Linked DNA regions of Homo sapiens: region 2 is linked to region 1. Evidence: chromatin loops called from intact Hi-C (ENCODE). Cell type or tissue: chondrocyte. All regions are shown on one strand. Each heading gives the region's core, and the rest is flanking DNA. Links, peaks and the distances in the headings are about the cores only. Region 1 has its middle 43 kb from the start of MINDY3. Region 2 holds the start of C1QL3 (complement C1q like 3).

Region 1 (10,521 bases), core at 2,751-7,750:
AGCAACAGCAGGTAAAAAATGTGCAGCTTTTTAAAAAACAAATGTGTGCAAAACTTCAATTCTAGTCTATAAAAAAATCTTTTTTTTTGTGGGTAGTTGAAAAGCCTGGCAGAGGGTGGGTGGGAAAGTCATGAAAGTTTGGAAGGATGACATAGTAGATTATGGTGAATTAGAAATTTGTCACAGAATATCGATGGAAGAGATGCCGGGTTGAGTCAGATTTTCTCAGTGCCGAGATGATGGTTGAGTTAACAAATTAGGTTCCTTTGAAAATTGCACTAATATTTTTGGCCACTAGGTCGTTAGAATTTGCTTCTCCCCAAACAGTAAGGATAATAGTGAGTCAGTCTGCATATGCTGAAGCTGGTATTATACTATTTATTGCTAGTGACATTGTCAATGTCTGGATGGCTGCTGTTTGCAGGAATCTCATGCCATTCCCTTGCTTGATAACTACCAAGGGCTCTGTATCAACTACAGAATACAACCAAATCCCTTAGCATGATGTGCAAGGCCCTCTACCATCTGATATGCTGCTTAGATTTTAGTATCTCGTGCTAGTACCCATCTGGGTCCCATGTCAAGTTTCAGACACATCTCTTATATCTTCAAGAGTTCTCCATTCTTGCACTCACCACAGTAAAGACATATTTATAAGTCAATCTCCTTGGGGGCAGGGACTATGGTTTATTAATCTTTGTAGTAATCGCATCTGGTACATGGAGTGCTATAGATGTTTGTTAAATTAATAAGTATATGTTCTATCTTCTTCTCTCTTTTTTTTTTTTTTTTTGAGACGAAGTTTCACTCTTGTTGCCCAGGCTGGAGTGCAATGGTATGATCCCGGCTCACCACAACTTCTGCCTCCCAGGTTCAAGCAATTCTTCTGCCTCAACCTCCCAAGTAGCTGGGATTACAGGCATGTGCCACCATGCCCGGCTAATTTATGTATTTTTGGTAGAGACGTGGTTTCTCCATGTTGGTCAGGCTGGTCTCGAACTCCTGATCTCAGGTGATCCGCCCGCCTCAGCCTCCGAAAGTGCTGGGATTACAGGTGTGAGCCACTGCACCTGGCCATGTTCTATCTTCTTTTAATATATAGCATAACTACCAACTAAGTAACACACTTGGCATGCAGTAGGCAGAATTCTAGAGAAGACCCCAATAGTCCTTACCTTTGTGTAATTCTATTCCATTTGAGTGCCGTGGAAAATATGCATATGATGAGATACCACTCCCATGATTATAAATTCTATTATATTATACGGCAAAAAGGGAGAAAATCTAATTACATGAACCCCTTTAAAAGCCAAGTTTTAATGGACTGGTGAAACGAATCAGGGATCCAAAGCTTGGAAAGGGATTTGATGCATCTTTGCTGGTTTCAAAGATGGATGGGACCACTCCCAGCTCCTAGAGGCCAAGGAATGCAGGTGGCCTCTAGGAGCTGAGAGTGGCTTCCAGCTGATAGCCAGCAAGGAAACGGGGACCTCCACTTCTGCCAACAATCTGGATGAGTTTAGACGTGGATTCTTCCATATACTCCAAATAATAGACCAACCGGCTGATACCGTGGTTTCGGTACTGGGAGACCCTATGAAAAGAATCCAGCCATGAATGAGTCAGGTCATCCTAGAGTTCTTACTTACCTACCTGGCTGTGATATAACAAATTAATATTGCTTAAAGCCACAACGTTTGTAGCAATTTGCTTTGTAGCAATGAACAACTGGTATACCTAGTGTGCAACTTCATCAGATAAATTGTGTGTGTGTGATGTGTGTGTGTGTATATATATATTCTGCTGTTTTTGTTTCATTAATAGATAATAGGTGCTCTCAAATCAAATTGATGCTTGCTAATTAAATCAGAGTACTTAGTCTAAGGTGGTTTGTTCATTTCAAACAATGTAGCGAACTGTTATTGGGTATCTGCCATGTCTCATGTACTATGCTGTGTCCTGGCTGAAATTCAATCCTGAATATAATATACACAAAATAGCTTGATGTTCTGGATCACAATGGCTGAGACATAATTGCAGACACAAACCTTATGTCAAAGAAGTGAATATAATAGTCTTAGAGTTTGAATATTTAGGGGTTTTCTGCTATAACAAGTAAATTTACTTTCTAATAAATATTCCAATTTTATGTTTGGTTCTTTGTCAAATATACCTGACATTTTTGGATAATATCCTTTTTCTCTTATGTATTTTTAGGTACTTTGCCCCAGAAGAATGTTTGCTAACTTGTATTTAGCTTTTCTAGTGCTTTAGTGTTGGTGTCGTCAGGTTAATTTGTCAGTCATATGGCTAGAAATTAAATTCTTTAGGTTGTTTGGAATTGCTAAAGTAACTATATGGTATGTAAGGCATTCTTCTATTGAAGTAATACATATACCTTAAAGAATTGTACTTTTGCAGCCTGAAAACATAAACAAATTCAAAATGCTGATGTAAAACCTCCTTAATGCCCTTAAACCAGAGATGGTAGACAGCAGTATAATGATGATTGTCCATGATTATGGTCAATTTTTCAAGTATTTATCCAGAGTTTTACATATGAAACAAAAGCTCAACATCTCTGATCATTAGAGAAATGCAAATCAAACCACAGTGAAATACCATCTCATGCCAGTCAGAATTCCTATTATTAAAAAGTCAAAACTAACAGATGCGGGTGAGGTTGTAGAGAAAAAGGAACACTTTTACACTGTTGGTGGGAGTGCAAATTAGTTCAACCATTATGGAAGACAGTGTGACAATTCCTCAAAGACCTGGAGGTAGAAATATCATTTGACCCAGGAATCCCATTACTGGGTATATAATACCCTAAGCAATATAAATCATTCTATTATGAAGATACATGCCCATGCATGTTCACTGCGGCACTATTCACAATAGCAAAGACATGGAATCAACCTAAATACCCATCAATGATAGACTGGATAAAGAAAATATGGTACATATACATCATGGAATACTATGCAGCCATAAAAAGGAATGAGATCATGTCCTTTGCAGGGACATGGATGGAGCTAGAAGCCATTATCCTCAGCAAACTAATGTAGGGATAGAAAAACAAACACCACATATTCTCACTGATAAGTGGGAGTTGAACCATGAGAACACATGGACATATGGCAGGGAACAACACACACTGGGGCCTGCTGCAGTGTGGAGGGGGGAAGAGCATTAGGAAGAATAGCTAATGGATGCTGGACTTAATACCTAGGTGATGGGATAATCTATGCAGCAAACCACCATGGCACATGTTTACCTTTGTAACAAACCTGCACATCATGCACATGTAACCCCAAACTCAAAAGGTGAAGAAAAAAAGAAGAAAAACAGTTTTAGTGTATGCTGAATTATGACAGATCCCATTGCACATACAGAAGACTAAAATAAAGTATCTGAACATGGTAGCTGAGGAGCCAAGCACTACTTTAATATATACAGAGCTGGCCACAGAGTAGGCTAGCCAGGCAACTGCTGTGTCTCAGTCTGGAGGGCATGCCAAATATCAGTAGAAAAATAACAAGACCGAGAAGATCCTATAAACAAATCATTTCTGAGAGTATGCACTATGTGTGTCTGGAATGAATGTTTTCAAGTAGCTTCTTGAGGGTGAGGAAGAGGGTGGTGAGACCCTTAGAGATACGCCATACTGTAGGGCTTGTGTTTTAGGGAGTGAAGTAGGAAGGTCTTCGAAACAGTAGGGTAGTGACTGTGCTCTGTGGTCCCTGCCCTATGTGCTTCCTCATACCCCATGAATCTCTTCTGGATTAACATGTAACTAACATGAATTAGAAAGGTACCAAATTATTAACCTTCCAGGGGGTCCTACACATGTATTGGCTCAGAAATTGACAAGAAAACAGTAAATACAACATGACATAGAGGAGCAAGTCTAAAACATAATGAATATGAAGGATTTAGAGAGTTAAGACATGGTAGGTGGTAGCTGCACAGTACAGTAGATGTGGAGACTTGAGGTAGACCCTGAAAAGAGAGGAGAAGTTACATTTTCCTGTAGGGGTGATTTTTTTTTTTCAGGGAGACCCATGGCAGAGCGGGGAACAATGAGGAGGAACCCTCGCTGGAATCCAGGCTTTGGACAGGAATGTGAGCAGGTGAGTCAAGACCAGCTGGCGGAGAGATTAAATTCCTGCCAGAGAGAGATTTCAGAGTTGATCTAACAGACAATAGGGAGTGATTTGCTTTTGTTAAACAGGTGGTGCTGATTAATTGAGGGTACCCAGGAGTCAATCAGCAAGTTAGCAGCTGAAGAAGTTTAGTGTACTGAAGAGTATTTCCTTTGGAGAAATGCTCCCAAAGTGGTCCAATAAGAACCACTCGGGGCCAATTGTTTCAACTGAAGATTGCTAAGCCGCTCTTGCAGTGCTCATTTCCATGGGTTTGGGATGAAAGCAGTATTTCTACAGGCTCACAGAGTAAGTCTTATTTACACATAGTTCTTTTATAGGTAGTTAGAAAATGTATTTTATAACAGACTTAGTGTTTGCCATCTGGGGACTTTTGGTCAGATTAGACAGAAAAGAACCCTAATCTTGGTGAGGAAAGCAAGAACTTGAGTGAGCTTCATTTGAACAATCTAACATTTTCCATTTAATGGCTTTAAAGGAATCCCCCAACTTTTGGAGTGTTTTGTATTATTAATTCGTTTCTGAATTGCAGTATTTATAAAAAGACTTGTGCAGCTTAAAATAAGACATTCCACAAAACTGCCAATATTACTAAATGGTTTCTAATGAAATATCCAGTCTGTCCAACCACTGTATTTTGGTATCAACGGAGGATTTTTCTCCTTTTGACCAGTAGAGGGGGCTATAACTCTTGATATAAATAGCTGTTTTTCCTAGACAGAAATTACATCACCGAGCCGTACTGTTGAACTATTGTACCCTTGAATTTACAATTAATATACTAGAACTATAATGTGGTGCATATTTTTTTTTTTTTTTTTGAGACGGAGTCTCGCTCTGTCGCCCAGGCCGGACTGCGGACTGCAGTGGCGCAATCTCGGCTCACTGCAAGCTCCGCTTCCCGGGTTCACGCCATTCTCCTGCCTCAGCCTCCCGAGTAGCTGGGACTACAGGCGCCCGGCATATTTTTCATACTTTATCACTTTAGACTTACCTACATTATTTATGGTACCGCTTGTTTTATATCTCCCAGTATAAACTTCTTTGCCAGCCCAAATGGACCACAATTATGAGGATAAATGTGGCTCTTTTCTTGAGTCCAACATTACTTCTGCCTTCCCCCTTTTCTGGAACTCCAGTGGTTACCATTTGTCTGAATATAACTTGCTTGCTTGAAACCCAGTTCAGAAACAACTCTTTAATAAATCCTTCTCTTATCTTCCACTTCTCAATTTGCATAGCATGATTAAACTACTATTTTATTGATGATGATTGATTGATTGATTGAAAGGGAGTCTCACTCTGTCACCCAGGATGGAGTGCAGTAGCGCAATCTCGGCTCACTGCAACCTCCGCCTCCCGGGTTCAAGCAATTCTCCTGCCTCAGCCTCCAGAGTAGTTGGGATTACAGGCATGAGCCACCACGCTCAGCTAATTTTTGTATTTTTAGTAGAGATAGCGTTTCACCACGTTGGCCAGGCTGGTCTCGAACTCCTGACTTCAAGTAATCTGCTCACCTGGGCCTCCCAAAGTGCTGGGATTACAGGTGTGAGCCACCACGCCTAGCTTAAGCTCCTATTTTCTAGTGCTTAATACAACTGTTTATTTTATCTTTATTAAATACATCATGATTTTTATTATTCTTCTATTAGATCATAACTAAATTTCCAGAAAAAATATGAAATGCCCTGTTAAGTTTGAATTTCAGATGAACTAAATTTTTTTTGCTGTTGTTGTTTGTTTGTTTGAGACAGTCTTGCTCTGTTGCCCAGACTGGAGTGCAGTGGCACAATCTTGGCTCCTTGCAAGCTCCACCTCCCGGGTTCATGCCACTAAATGTTTTTTAGTATAACTAAATCCCATAAAATATTTGAAACATGCTGACACTAAAAAGAATTTATCTAGAATTCACATTAACCAAAAATTTAATATTTTTATTTGCTAAACCTGGCAACCTTAATTATAAACACTTTGATTGTTGAGTCTTTGTCTTGTTCACATTCATGACGACAGAGCATAGTGTCAATTTATAGTAGTTGCTCAATAAATGAAAGGGTCAAGATGTAATATGTGGCCAAGTGATTGTAGACTGAGAATGAGCATTATTACTTTGAATAACTGCTTTTAAATGATCTGCACTAGTATTACATTAATGTGTTCACAGTGAATTATTATTCATTCTAAAAAAGAAATAGTTGTAAGGAAAAACTTTGTGCTAAGTAGAAATTTAAGGATTTAAAAATAAAAATTGGAGGGAACATTTGAAAGATATTTAAGTGTCTTAAAATATCTCTTTGAGTTGTTAAGAAACATGATGTGATTAAGAAAAGTCTCCTGCCAAATGAATCCCTTACGAGAAAAAAATGTATGATTTTAAAAGATGCATTATGTGTTGAATCAAGACATAAATTATAAAGAGATGGTACCAGTACTATTCATTGTTTAGAATAATGAGCTTGTTCCCATACTTGGACTTGAAATGGAAAGAAAAAGTGCTGTACAGGTGCTATACAATCAGGGGTAGTACCCTGATTGAATAAATGTATTTTGTATACTTAATCTAAAATATTTATAAGTCTAGCTACCTTAAACCAAATCTTGGGCATCTCTCCACAAGTCGCTGAGGCATTGGGAAAGATTTAGAAAAGAACAAACATTTATAATTAACCTCTATCAACAGGTAAATTCTGCACAGTCTGTAAAACCTTCCTCTGACAGTTAGAAGTCTTATGTTGGGTGATCTTATGACCAAGTTCCATTATAGTCAGCATGACAAGACATTGGTATGTAGAGAGATGAAATTATACTGACATAGCCAATTTAAAAGAATAGCAGTCTAAAGCAGAGGATACACACACATTTGCACACACATACACATCTGTGTGCACATGCACACACACCAGGATAATCACAGGCGACTGAAAGTTGAAAGCAATTTGAATCTCATTAGCAACAAGGAAATACAATTTATAACAGCGAGATACAATTCTTCACCTATTTGCTAAAATAAAAAAAAAGCTACTACTCAATACTGGCAGCACATCACACACTGTTGGTGGGAGTAAAAATTGGTATACTCCTTCTAGAAAGTATCTTGGTTTTTTATATATATATATATATATGTATTACAGACGTTAAAAACTTCATATACTTTACCTAGTAAGAGGCTTTTTATAAATTCTCAGGAAGGAAACATACAGAAACTCATATAAAGGAATATGTGCAGATAATCTCATTACATTTGGAGGAAGGAGGGGATATTCATCGTTCTTGGTGGCAAGCTAGAGCAGCTCCCTTTGCTGGTCCGCTTCTTGGGGGACAGGCACTATTGGCCCAAGATTTGCTTTATCACATAGGACCAACCTTTTATTTCTGGCCCTGCTATTGTCTCTTGTTGAGACCTCTCTCCCCCCGCCACCACCCTAATCCCCAGCTCTCTGCACAGAAGGCCTTATGACGTCCTAGTGTTTTGCAAAAGAGTAGAGTTGGAGGCCTTGCTCTGCTGTTATTCCTGAGGCCTGGAAAGACAGGCCTGTTTACATCCACCCCTTTTCCAGGTACATTTCTGGAATTTGTCATTTTCATGTAAATATTTAAATGTTTAATGAAAACAAGTGGCTGTATAGTTGGCTATTAATATTTATTAAATAATATTTCCTTAATGATTTGAAGTGCTACCTTTAACTTATAATGAGATCACCATTTGGGGAACATTTTCTACTCTCAATTTGTTCCACTGATGCTTCTGTATATTCCCTCCATGGGCTTTTAAATTTTGTAAATATGTAAGGGTAACTTTTCATATCATTCTACTTCTTGTGTTGGGTTTGTATCTAACTCTAGAATGAGTCAATGGGTTCAAGGTCAAATGATCCCATTGTTCACATGGCCTTATCTGCTGTGAAGAAAAGGAGTCACAAAAAGTCTGGGATTAAGTTCCTTTTCTCTGTGTTCCATAGCAGCCTCACTGCTTTGCTTTATTGAATCTTCCTATTATCTCTACACTAGATTGTGTCTTAAGGCCAGGACATACCCATCCCTGATTCCTCTGTGCCTGGCTTAGAACTGGTACCTTGTCCAAGCTTCTGATTGTACAGATGTCTTACTCAGTCTAGGCTGCTATAACAGAATGCAATCGAGATAGATGTGAGCTTTCAAGATTAAGAACTACATCTCCATCTATTTTGTTTGTTTTGTTTGTTTTTGAGTCTGGGTCTCTCTCTGTCACCCAGGCTGGAGTGCAATGGTGCAATCTTCGGCTCACTGCAACCTCTGCCCCCTGGGTTCAAGCAATTCTCCTGCCTCAGCCTCCCAAGTAGCTGGGATTACAGGCTCCTGCCACCATGCCCAGCTAGTTTCTGTATTTTTAGTAGAGATGGGGTTTCACCATATTGGCCAGGCTGGTCTCTTGGTCAGGCTGGTCCTGAACTCTTGACCTCGTGATCCGCCCACCTTGGCCTCCCAAAGTGCTGGGATTACACGCGTGAGCCACCGCACCCAGCCCATTTCCATCTATTAATATATTCATCTCTGCAGTGAATCTGGAGAAGCACAAAGGGCTGTGGAAAAAGTAGACATTGGGACAGATTTTCCCAGTGATCAGGACTGCTTGCCGATGCTTCTGATTATCCTTCCTCTGTTAGTGTGTTGGTCTAAGGAAGGCTGTAATTAAAGCTGTAGGCTTTCAAGTTAGAATTAGTTTTTCTATAATTATATTTTGTTCTCTGGGAACGAGGTCCACTCCGTCCCTTGCCAGCCATATCATGTATGTGTTATCTAACTTACAGACATTCAAATTTGAAATGCATTTTCAAGAACAATTGTTACAGTGACCGATCTTCCAATTGAAACAAAATTTGGGACAATGAATCCTATATTCAATTGACTTTTAGGATTCAATATCTTTTCCCTGTGGCCTCCTGTTTTCTAAAAGTAAATCTTCAAAACAGTATTCTGCAATTTCATAGACCTTTTGGTATTGCAACCACTTTCAGTATGCTTCCAATATATTTAATTAATTCTTTCTACTTTATTACAATAGAATAATATATTTCTGCATTATTCCTTATGGTCATTAAAAATTTAAAATATCAGGTATCTGGTTCTTATCTGTTCAAAATGAATCCAGATGTTCACGTACTGCCCGGGTGCCAGATTTTTTTTTCCATCATAGGCTTAACTTTGGAGAATAAATTTGGAACAATTCTGTGGGGACTGTTGGTCACAGATGGCTGAGTAATCATAAATCCTTGGGTGGAGATAGAGTCCTTCTGGATTGCAGCGCTGAAACTGATTTTCATAATTTAAAATACTCAACCCTGCATCATCCACGTAAACAAAAGGTGTCTCTTGTTTAAGTGTTTCTTTTTTAAAAAAGTGACATGTAATTAGCTTCTAACACCTTAATTTCATGTTTACTCTTAACTTTATTTTTTGGCTTCTCTTCCAGAAATTTGTTCCTACCCTCCAGGTATAAAAGGGTTCAGTTTCTTTCAGTTAAAAAGAAAAAATCCCTCTTCTTGCTGGAAACTTTTGCTTGTATCTTGAGCTGAGTTATAACACACTTTCTCTTCTCATCACCCTTGTCACACAGCATTATAATAATCGGTGCATATATGTGAGCTCCTTCAAGGCAGAGATTGTCTCTTATCAATAGCTGCAACTCCATCGCTTAGCAGAGCGTCTGGTATGTAACAGGTGCTAAGTGAAAAATGAAGGATGGTCTCTTAAGTCAGAGGTTATATTGCAACATGTTGATTGTCCAGTAAAGGATAAAGTAAGGCTTTAGTAAGTTCTTTAGTCATTTTACTTAAAAATGTTTTAACTATTTATTTTACAAGCAGAAGGAAAGTTATACATTCTTGATTTGCAGAAGAATTTAACATGATTTCTAAGCGCTATTTATTACGTTTAAGAGTTTAAAACATTTTTTTCCTGAGGCTGTTAACTTCATCAATCAAGCCCAAGTAGAATCTGGTGGCACGCTCAAGTTAGGATAATTCGTGAGGGGGCAGAGGTGTTTTGTAAGGGGACTACGTAAAAGGGGTAGCACGGGAGCCGAGAGAAATTCCGAGATAGTACAGTGCCTTGGGGCTAATATACCAGGTGTGGCCAACCTTAGGACCAAAAGGAAGAGTTGAGATAATGGTATTGGAAATTGAAAGGAGAAAATGGTGTGTTTTGAGAACTGTGCCCTTCTGTGGAGGGACATGACCAGCCTGAGGCAACCAACTATGCTTTCCTCTCTCCCTTTGATGATCTGCTGGGACTCTCTGTTTGCTAACCCAAAAGCAAGCCTGAGGAAAGGAGCACCTATTGCTATGGGCCTTAGGGGTTGACCTCCCAAGCAAGAAAC
Region 2 (10,521 bases), core at 2,564-7,563, 620 kb after region 1:
ATATACCATGTAATTATGCTTGGAAGCACTGACTCCAATATATATGCCAATTTAGTAAAGTGGTCCGTTTTGACCATTAAATAATGACGCAGTTTGACTTCATAATATTTTCTAAAGATTAATCATGAGTTTGTAGGAGTTGAATGCTTTGATTCATTAATTTCATCTAGCCATTAATTCCCAGGGAAACAAATCTACAAGAAGGATATTGCTATTATGACTTGTGTTTTTTTCTCATCTTTGGATTTTTAATGGTGAAAAAAATTAAAAACAAAATATTCATGAGCTATATTAGTAATACATTAGTTATCAACCCATAATATACTCCTCAGCTATTACTAATAACCAGACATATTTTATTCAGTGCTTTGGGTATTTAGGACATGTTCTATGGTTACTGGGCTTTAACATGGTTTTCTACATGAAGGTATTGGAGAAACAGGACATACTAAAATTACTTGATTTAGACACAATAATCCTTTTAAAAATATAATGCCATTTTTATTCTCCAGGGTGTAACCACAAAACCGAGTGAACGTCACCATTTTTATTCAGTAGGCGTAACCACAAATTCCTGCGAATGCATTAGAGTGATTCCACAGACTGAAAGGTTACCCTCACAGTTTCTACCACCTTTGTTGGATCAAGCCAGTGTGGTTGCTTTTTAATGAATGTAATTCTGTAAGATTTTAACCTATACTGTACCGTAAGACTGTCCCAATTAAATAATTGCCATACTCCAGTGTACCTGGCATGATTTTGGTATGGCTGCTCACCTGATCCTACTCTAAAGATATAACAGGACTTGAAATTTCAAGCTCTAGTATTCAGCTCAGTGACTTCAACAATTCTTTCAAGCCATCAAACTATTGAGGAAGGCAATGTGTTCACCCTGGAGGCTGTTTCCAGATTCCTAAATGTACAGTGATTTCAGCATTCTGTCTGGGAATAAGATCCATCCTTCCTTCAGCGCAATCAACCGATTTCTACCTGAATTTACTCTAATATCTTTTCTTATTACAAGATAACTATTTAGATTCTGCTTTATGTTTAGTCCGTATTTCTTTAACCCTAAAAAGATTATGAATTTGACATGTCATTGATCTCTCTAATAAGCGAATACCAACCCACAAACCACTCATCCTTTTAAAAATATTTCATGGGCATCGGTGCCATAACTAATAAATTTTTAAGAGTACCAACTGGTCTTTAATTATTTTATGCTTTTAATCCTGAAACAGTATTAGTTTTCATTCGAGTGGCTTATTTATTATAGTGGCATTAGAGTGATTGTATTCAAATAGCAATTTTTCTTCATGTTTTCTGCTAAAAGGATTATCAACATTAAAGAGATTTCCTCTTTCCAAATGTAAAGCTATTTGAGTTGAACTTTTACCTTTAATATGCACTGTCATGGGCTTTCAACAAATGGTAGGATTAAATTTAGGTTGATGGCTTCATGGGGAGTATGAGAGCTGCGGTCATTTTAGGGATATGTTTCTGTGTCTGCAATAGGTTTCATAGTTTTAGCATTATCTTATTAGTGAGGATCTATCATTAGAGATCATATTTATGGTGACATTTGTAATTTAATTAATTGCTACTGATGTTCTCGTAATTTCATTTTCATTGTACTTCTGTGGAATCATAAACAAAAGGTTAAGTGGCACATCAGGTTAATTTACTGGTCTTTGATGTTTCCATCTGTGATCTTACATTCTACACAAAGTATAAATAAAATGGCTCTCATATGGTTACAGTCCAGAAGCATTTCTCTCTCTTAGAGGGAACTGCATTTTTAGTTTAATTTTTGTGCTTCTCAAAATCCACTTAATCCATAGAACATTACACTGACATGGATCTCTGAGTTTCTGTTTTATGAAAAATTAAGTCAGCTCAGAGAGGGAACCTGCCATTCTAAGAAGTGATCAGACCAGAATATAATTGAAAAGCAAGAGTGAAGTATTATTTAAAATTAATAAAAAGATTTTAAAAGATTTCTCATTTGTAACTGCCTGCAGACTGGACTTGACAAAATAGTTCTAATCTAGAGATAAAATTCCTTAACTGTAGTAGTGTAGTAACCATTTTCCAAAATAGTCCACACTGAACTAAAAAAAAATGTTTACCACTATAGATTTATTTTTCTGAATTACCTGTTGCATACCTTTTGCAGAAGTAGCAGCTTAATATTACCAATGAAAAGACTTATACATTATAAGGTCAGCTGTTTTACCTTACTATTTTTCCTGATCCTCATGGAATGTGTGTGCTAGTGTGATACAAAGGAAGATTTTACACCCCAAACAGTGAAATAATTTTAAAAACAAAACGCACATAGAACACCTACATGGTGTTATTTTCTTCAAATCAGTGTAATATACACAGGCTCAGCAGTCTAGACATCAACATTTAAACTAATTTAAATGTATTAATCCCTTCTTTTTTCATGCAATTGCAATTTCCAGATATTTAAAGATGTGAGCATTTTTACACATTTGCTGATAAAATTGGAATCATTTCATTTTAATTGATACCTCTAAAAATCATCTCTTCAGCCCGATTGTATTTTCCAGACCTGACCTTTGAGTCAGAAGAGAGCCAATTTGCAAATAAAGGGGTGTCTCATGGCTGCCTGCTGAGGGACTGTTCATAAGCCTTTTTGTGAGGGTGATTCAATAGCTCCATTCTGGTACAGTGAGTCCTGCCCGTTTTAGCCATTTGCCTATAACTGTTTTACTGTTCTGTGAATAATTTTTATTTATCTTAATATTATTTTCATGCATAATAACTATAATAAACAACCCTGTCAGTGCCTCCTGGTGGCCATTTTTCCTCTTTTTGTTATATGTGTCCTGAGGGTCCCTTAAGCTATTTGTAGGATAGGGTAGAGAATAGGACGTTTTTTGTCTTTTTTCTCTCTTACGCATTTAGGACTTTTTTTTTTTTTTTTTTGGTCTTTCACTTTTGAAAGAATTCTGACACTGAAGTAGGTCTTCCGAATCCTGCTTGAATGGTGCTTAACAGAAACCTGGGTTATAGCTAAGAATCTCTGAATGTCCAGGGGTCGAGTTACCTAAAGCCCAATAGACCTCGTTAAGTCAAAGTTGCTGCAGGAGAGGAGGTCTCTTGATGGCGATGCCAGGGTCGCGGGCCATCCCCTATGCCACTCAATAAGCAAAGTTAAAACCGAGAAACTCAGCCCACACCGCAGGCTGCAGGCTGCAAGGCCTCGCCTCAGTGGCTACTGATTCAGCGTGCACAGAAGGTCCCATTACACTTTTAGGTAGTTACAAATATTATTTTCCTCCTTTGACTAAGAGATCAAACAAGCTTCGGTTTTGCAATGACCTCGAATTTCTCCACAGTAAAGTGGCCCCAGCAGAATACTGCAGACCCATGCGTAGCCCTTGTAGCGGCGCCGACCGGCTCAGGGAATCAAATCCTCTTGGCCGGCTGGTCCAGAGGCCGATAGACCCGGGGCTGGGCTCGAACCGGTCGCCCCCCAGGCCACCTGCCTGAGCGTCCTCCGACTCCATAGAGAGTTTGGGTTCTGAGTCTGGCTGCGCGCTGTGTTTCACCGCATGAACCCCCGAATCTCAACTATTCTTTTTGTTATCAGCACTCCTTGCCTCTCCCCTCCGCTATTTTTTGGCTGAAGACGAAACTGGAGTTTGCGCCTTGAAATTGACTATATGTGAGTTTCACGGCCTGGGACACCGCAAGGACTCGGCGACGGCGAGCCCCACGGTCGCTCCTCCGCTGTGGCTGAGCCCTGCTTGGACTCATTCCTTCGGGGCCCTTGTTTCTCCCTCCGGCCTTTGTCTACCACCCCCGAGTCGGTCACCCTGCCACGCCCATTCCGGACTCCCCCAGGCCTCTCCACTCCCCAGAAAGCCCGTAAGCTACCCTCTGTTGCGGAGGATCCCACGGCCAGGGGTCGCTTCCCGCGCCGGGACTCCCCAGCGCACGAGCTGTCCCCGGGACCCAGCTCCCGGCTTCCCGCCCCTCGAGGGTCGCGCTCGCAGGGGCGCGCACCGATCGAGGGTCCCAGACTCCGGAACTGCCCTCTCCAGGCCGCGGGGCGCCCTCCTGCGCGCACGACCCCCGCCTCTCCAGGGTGGGACGGCGTCCCCCCTTGCCGTCGCTCCAGGGAGCCCGGCCGCCGCGCCCTTCCTCCGCGGGCTCCCACCCCCATTTCCGGGGTCTCCTCCCTCTCGCCCGCACCTTCCCGCGCTCCCTCCCCGCCCTCCCCGCCGCCCGCCCGCGCTCACCTGGTTGTTTTTGCAGAGATCAGCCCACATGCTGGTGCCGTCCCCTCCGCGCATCAGGACGTGGTAGGTGAAGAAGTAGATGCCCGGGATGGAGCAGGTGAACTTGCCGGTGGTGGGGTCGTAGTGGTTTCCGAGGTTGGTGACCACGTCGTCGAACTTGAGCACCTCGTAGCCTTCATGCTGCCGCTTGAGGCCGGCGTAGAAGGCGATCTTGGGCACCGTGCTGTAGGTGGCGGCGCTGATGGCCCCGGCCGCGTTCAGGCCGGGCGCCCCGGGCGGGCCCGGCAGGCCTTGGCGGCCCGGCTCGCCCTTCTCGCCCGGGGGCCCCATGGGGCCGGGTGGCCCGGGCTCTCCGGGGGGCCCGCGCGGACCCGCCTTCCCGGGCCTGCCGGCCTCGCCTTTGGGGCCCTGGATGAAGGTGGGCAGGGACTGCATGAGGCCGCGGTCGGGCGTGGCAGCGGTGCTGGGCGCCTTGGTGCCCCCGTAGGGGTCGCAGACCATGCGGCAGGTGCCCAGCATCTCGTAGTGCGCCGACGTGCCGGCCGAGCTCACCAGCACCGGGATGAGGATCACCAGCAGCAGCACCATCACCACCCCCAGCGCCCCGGCGGCGATCAGGCGCCTCCTGCTGCCCACCAGCCGGCTCAGCGCGGGGCGATCCTCTTGTCTGCTTTTGGACAGAATTTTGAAGGTTGGGCGGGGACCTCTTCAGAGCCGAAAACAACCCCCTGCGAACCCCAACTCCCCTGGGCGTGCGTGCGCCGGCCGCTGCTGCCGACTCCTGCTCCCCCCGCGGAGGCTGCGGCTGGGGAGGGAGCGCGGGCGCCCAGTGACTTGAGCCGAAGTCCCGAGCCCGGGGTGGGGGCCGGGGGAGGGGTGCGCGGGGCGCCCTCGCCCCCCGCGAGCTCCTTCGCACCTGTGGCTGCAGCCGGCGCCGGCGCGGCCACCGGGAGGGCAGAGCCAGCCGCCGCCTCCTGAGCTCGCCCGGGCAGCTCACACTTTTATGCCGCCGCCGCCTGCGATCGACTTTTCCGTTTTTGCAGACTGCGCCTGTTCGCACCAACTTTCCGTCTGAAGTTGCCTTTTTCTGCCTCCTCCTCCTCTTCTTTCGCTCGCTCAGTTCGCCCGTCCGCTGCCTTTTTTTTTTATTGCCTCCTTTCTCTCTTCCTCCTTTGCCACCACCACAACTCGAATAGACGCGCACCCCAAAGCCCCGCGTGGGCCCGGGCGTCCCCCGGGTGCGCCCAGCGGCGGCGGCGGCGGGCACGGTCGGCACGGCGAGGCTCAGAGCTGGGGCGGAGGAGCGAGCGAGCAGCGGCGAGCGCCTCACGGCCGGGAGCGGAGCGAGAGAGAGACTGAAGGCAGAATTCTGCCTGGGTACCACCTGCCAGGAGAAGAGGAGGCTGACAAACGCGCGCCGGAGCAATTTATAGGCACCCAAGGCACAGAGGAAGGGGAGCCGCTTTGGCATCTCATTGCAGCATCTGCTCTGCTCATCCCACTCAGAGAGAGTTTGGCATTACTCTGACAATGTGGGATTTTTTTTTTTTTTTCGGCCTCTCTTTTTTTCTCTCTCTGCACATGGATGAACAGTGAGATTCTGAATACTCCCTTGCTGAACCAAGCGATGGCAGGTCCTGCTGGACCCACCTGGGGAAGGGAGACAGCTGTGCGACAGCTTTCAGAGCTCAAGGGTCACACCTAAATCCCCGATTTCCCCACTGCCAGCAGCCCCAGTTGGAGGGTGGAGGTGAAGGTTGAAAGGAGGGTGGCTGAGTTGACAGTTTCTTTGCTAGCTCCTCTACAATCAGTGCTTCAGGTGTTTTCAAAATGCCACTGTTAACAGAAGGAGGGCCTTTTAGAATTTTCCAGATGGTAGATGTGATTTTCTTTTAACCTGATGGTTTTCCTCCTCTGCCTTGTAAATGAATAAGATGTTGCCCCAAGAACAGTGAGGTATGTTGAAAAGCCAAAGAACATTTGTGAATGATTTTAAATGAACATGTCCACCGCCTCTGGGGGAGGAGGGGGTTGGTCCTTTTTACAAATGCTGCACCGTGGTGAGTGCATACATACGTACTGTGCTTACAGTCTTACAGTTCTAGCAGTCTTTCGGGGGATACCGCCAATGGCCCTGAAGTTGCGTTTACTTAAAGTCGCTAAATGTACAAGAAATAACCACTTGTCAAAATGGCGTCAAAAGATCAAGCAAGAAGCTTTTGCACAAGTGCTGGGCAAGGTCTTTTCCTAGCATATGGAAAGAGTTCTATAAGCTCCATAGCAGATTTCCCGAATATACATTGAGGGAGGGGAGAAGTAGGAGAAATACAAGAAAGAAGAGCCCCCATTCTCAGTGGGTGAGCTGCAGAAGGAACAGCATGGTTTATCATATTACTGGAAGGCCTCCAGGGTAGATATCAGGCAAGTTACCCCACCAACAAATACATAAGACACACAAGAATGGCTTTAAATAAATAAGTAGAATTGAATCCTAAATCATACTTTTGCATTCAGGAGCAACAGATGTCAATCAAACGTGGGTGACATTTGCTTGTCAATACGAGGATGATGGCTGGGAAGACGGTGACTTATTACATCAGGGTGAGAATCTGAAATGAGAAAAGCAGGAACAAATAAGACTACAGCAAGCAAACAGTAACATCCTGGGTGACGATCAGCAGCCTGTGATCTTGTCTGCGGGTGTCACAGCATGGACTTCTCCTTTCCTCCCTGTGCCTCAATCTCCCCGCCCCCCAGCCTACTCCAGTCCACCCCACCAATTTAGTTCTTTCTTTCTTTCTTTCTTCTCTGTTTCAAAACAAAATAAGGTCAAACGAGCAGACAGAAGGAAACAAAGACTGAATGATTCTTTTAAGAGAAATGTCAGTAGCTCCTTCAGGCCTTGGCTGGGAGAATCAACCCTAAAAGCTGTGCTGTGTGGCTCAGCGGGGTGGGGGTCTCCACCTCCTGGCTACTGAGAGAGCCACACTGCTCCTGGTATTGGAAAATAGGGCTTCCCACTTCTCAAGCCCTTAACTTTTATTTTAGGGTAGTGGTTTTATAAATGCGCGCCTATTGCTTGGGCATAATTATACACATAGTTCCATAATATTTTTGTTCACATGAGCTGCCTTATTTTCATATTTTTAAGGAGCAAACACATAATAAGTTGTCTCCTGGCCATAATACTTACTTTCCTAACACACCTTCTGGATTGCTTCTTAAAAGTCACCTTCCTTTTGGAGGACAAAATGGTGAGGTTTGCTGCCAGCACTGGGGGGGTAGGATATTAATAAAACTCTGATGCACCAGATTATCAAATTTCATAAGGCCTCTCTATTGCTATGAAGAGTTCTGTAGGTGACACAAAAGGAGTTTTTAAAAGGTAGAGATGTATAGAGAAGTTCTCATCAAAACCTCAAGCTATGTGGAGTTTTCCCATTGACTAACGCTTAAGATATATTGGAGTCAAATGCTCATAAAATGCTCATCAATGCTTATAAAATATTAAGAGTTGAAATGGACTCTCTGTTCATGCAGATGATGAGACCGAAACAGAGAGCTTCCAGGAGGATCAATGCCATTCAATGAGCTTGCTGCTGTACTCCCCTCTACACAATATGGATATATCCCATCCCAGCCCGAGACTGGCCATACTAGTTCTAGTAACTGAGGCTTTCCTCCTACTTTCTCTGACGCCAAAGCAAATTTGATTTTGCAAGTGAGTGCCCTCACATTTTAAAGCTCTGCTGAGATTTAGAAAGGCACTCAGCAGTCATCATTCATCATGAAGTCACTCCCTCCCAGGCCACGTGGCTGACCCCAGACTTTCTATTAACTGCACAAGCCTGGGCAACACATGGATATTTGGCTCTGTAGTGAAGCAAATTTAAATTCTTGGTCTCCTTCCTCTCCTCCAGAAGTATCTCACTGTGCACTTTGGGGGAACCTTTTGGTTCCCCCACAATTTTCAAGGATGACTTGGTAGTAAACGAACTTATGGCTGGTTACTGAGACTTTCTACTGCTTGAATTTCCCAGAAGGTTCTCTGCAAAGTTACTCACGCTTCAGCTCTTGTTCTGACAGTTTGGATAAACCATCTGATATGGCATATTACTCATCATCTTCATATATATAATAATAGAAAACGTGTCAATTAAAAAAATATTTGATTTTCTTCAGTCCTCATTAGAGAACCAAGTTTTCTCTCATATTCGATAAGAATCTTGGAAGTGGGCCCTGGACTCTCATTTCTGCAGCATCTCCCAACCATCTCTCAAGAAAACACCAGGCTCCCTACTCCCATTGCACCTGTACCTGGACCTTGTGGACCCTCCAGAAGATGAAGTCCAATCCAGAAAGCCGTGATCATGGTTGGATCACAATCCTGTGATTTTCTTCTTCCCCACACCATTTCTGTTGCTTTCAGAGAGCTGAGCAGATCCTAAGCACACGACTCCCACACAGACATGCACGGCCATCCATTAATCAGTATTGAGTATCTACGGACAGCACAGCCCTACGCTGGGCTCTCACCAGGCAGACAAATATTTAGTCATGAAAATGATTTCCAAATCCAGCAGCACTTAAGCAGAAATAGCATTTCTTAGAACAGGAAAAAATAATAATAAATTAACAAACCCAAGGACTGTCTAGAGAATCAGACATAAAAAATACAAAAAAAAATTGGGACTAGATCTGCTATTTATCTTTAATTTTGCGGTCTCCAAATTTCATTTCAGAACATATACTCCTTTGACTGAAGAACTGTACATTTCTAACCAGAAAGAGTCTGCCTGGAGTTATGTAGGGAAGCCGTATATTCTTATGGCTTTGGAATCAGATGGGTCTTAATTTGAATACTAGCTTCCTCATTTAGGAGCTGTGAAAGTTTCTTAATCTCCCAGAGGCTCAATTTCCATTTCTGTAAAGTGGAAATAACACTAATACCTAAATTATAGGGTTGTTGTGAAGAGTAAGTGAGTTAATGCATATAATTACAATGGTACCCAATTTATAATAAGAGCCTAATAACTGCCAACTATCAACTTAGTATATTGTAGGACTAATGAGTAGTGTATGCCTATGAATTGAATGGAAGAATGCAAGGCTTAGTAAAGGAAGCTGAAACCAAAGGGCCTGACTTAAGACAAATGGCATAAAATGAACGGTAAGTATGTTAGACTTAGATAAAACTGAGGGGAACACCAAAATTCTCCAGGAGAGTTGCCAAGGTGTACTCTCCTGTAATATCAAGCAAAACAAAACTCAAAACTCAAAACAAGGATCACATGACTCTTCTCCAAAGTAAGAAGACAAAGTTTTATATCAAGGTCATTTGAATTCATTGTGCTTTGATAGCCCAAGTTTTCAGATGTAAGACCTAGTAGGATGTATTAACACATGCTTTTTGTCCTCTAGGAATTCCGCAAGTCAACAAGTTGCAAATGTACTTAAAAATTATTGAGGTCGATATTCAGGAACTGTTTCTGTGGATAACAATTCTCAAAAAAGCAAACATGCCAGAGAGGGCTGCTTTGTTTTGTTGTTTGTTTGTTGTTTTGGGAGTTGGTTTTTTTTTGTTTTTTTTTTTTTTTTTGAGACAGGGTCCCACTCCATCACTCAGGATGGAGTGCAGTAGCATGATCTCGGCTCACTGCAACCTCTGCCTCCCAGGTTCAAGGGATTCTCATGCCTCAGTCTCCTAAATAGCTGGGATTACAGGCATGCACCCCATACCAGCTAATTTTTGTATATATATATAAATTTTTTTTTAAGTAGAGACAGGGTTTCACAATGTTGCCCAGTCTGGTCTCGAACTCCTGGCCTCAAATTATCCAACTGCCTTGGCCTCCCTAAGTGTTGGGATTACAAGAGTGAGCCACTGAGCCCGGCCCCACTTTGTACATGAACCAGAAGAGCAGTCACTCTGAAAGACACCTAAGTCATAGCCACATCTCTAGGGAATTTTCAACACGAAACTCTCTATAGAAGGCAAGTTGGAAAGCTAGCTTGGCAGGTGTATTGTCAAAAATTATTGAACCGCTAAATGGAGATGGTTACCAGCACATTACAGAAGACTCAATGTACAACGTATGGCTTCATGTTGGTCCAAAATTCTAACTATATCAGTCAAGAAAAGGATGAAATCTCAAGTATGGATGTGACACTTTATACCTGCCATACATAGAATGTTCAATCCGTATGACCTTACTTGATGTAGAATTAAAGGAAAAGTTACCAAGAA

Evidence for each region. A loop is a pair of places that touch in the nucleus more often than their neighbours do. Peaks named below come from ENCODE experiments on the same cell type or tissue, not always from the same donor. Only the 100,000 strongest peaks of a DNase experiment are listed, where the experiment ranks them.
Region 2: it touches region 1 in a loop (4-fold over the local background); 4 of 110 quality-filtered maps call a loop at or near these places.

The regions. Positions count from the first base shown.
Region 1 is chr10:15,897,932-15,908,452 of GRCh38, forward strand. No RefSeq gene overlaps it. Among named protein-coding and RNA genes, the nearest start is that of MINDY3, 43 kb to the left of the region's middle. In chondrocyte, for the core only: CTCF peaks have their summits at 4,836 (motif pointing right) and 5,035; no DNase peak of the experiment used is centred there.
Region 2 is chr10:16,516,204-16,526,724 of GRCh38, forward strand. C1QL3 (complement C1q like 3) reads right to left here and starts at 5,676. Exons shown (of 2, transcript NM_001010908.2): 1 at 4,275-5,676. The coding sequence starts at 4,862. It also overlaps a transcript of PTER not described here. RefSeq lists enhancers at 3,226-3,726, 3,727-4,227 and silencers at 4,527-4,586, 4,897-5,116, 5,387-5,616. In chondrocyte, for the core only: CTCF peaks have their summits at 2,827 (motif pointing left), 3,027, 4,939 (motif pointing left) and 5,143; DNase peaks (open chromatin) are centred at 3,471, 3,898, 4,423 and 4,748.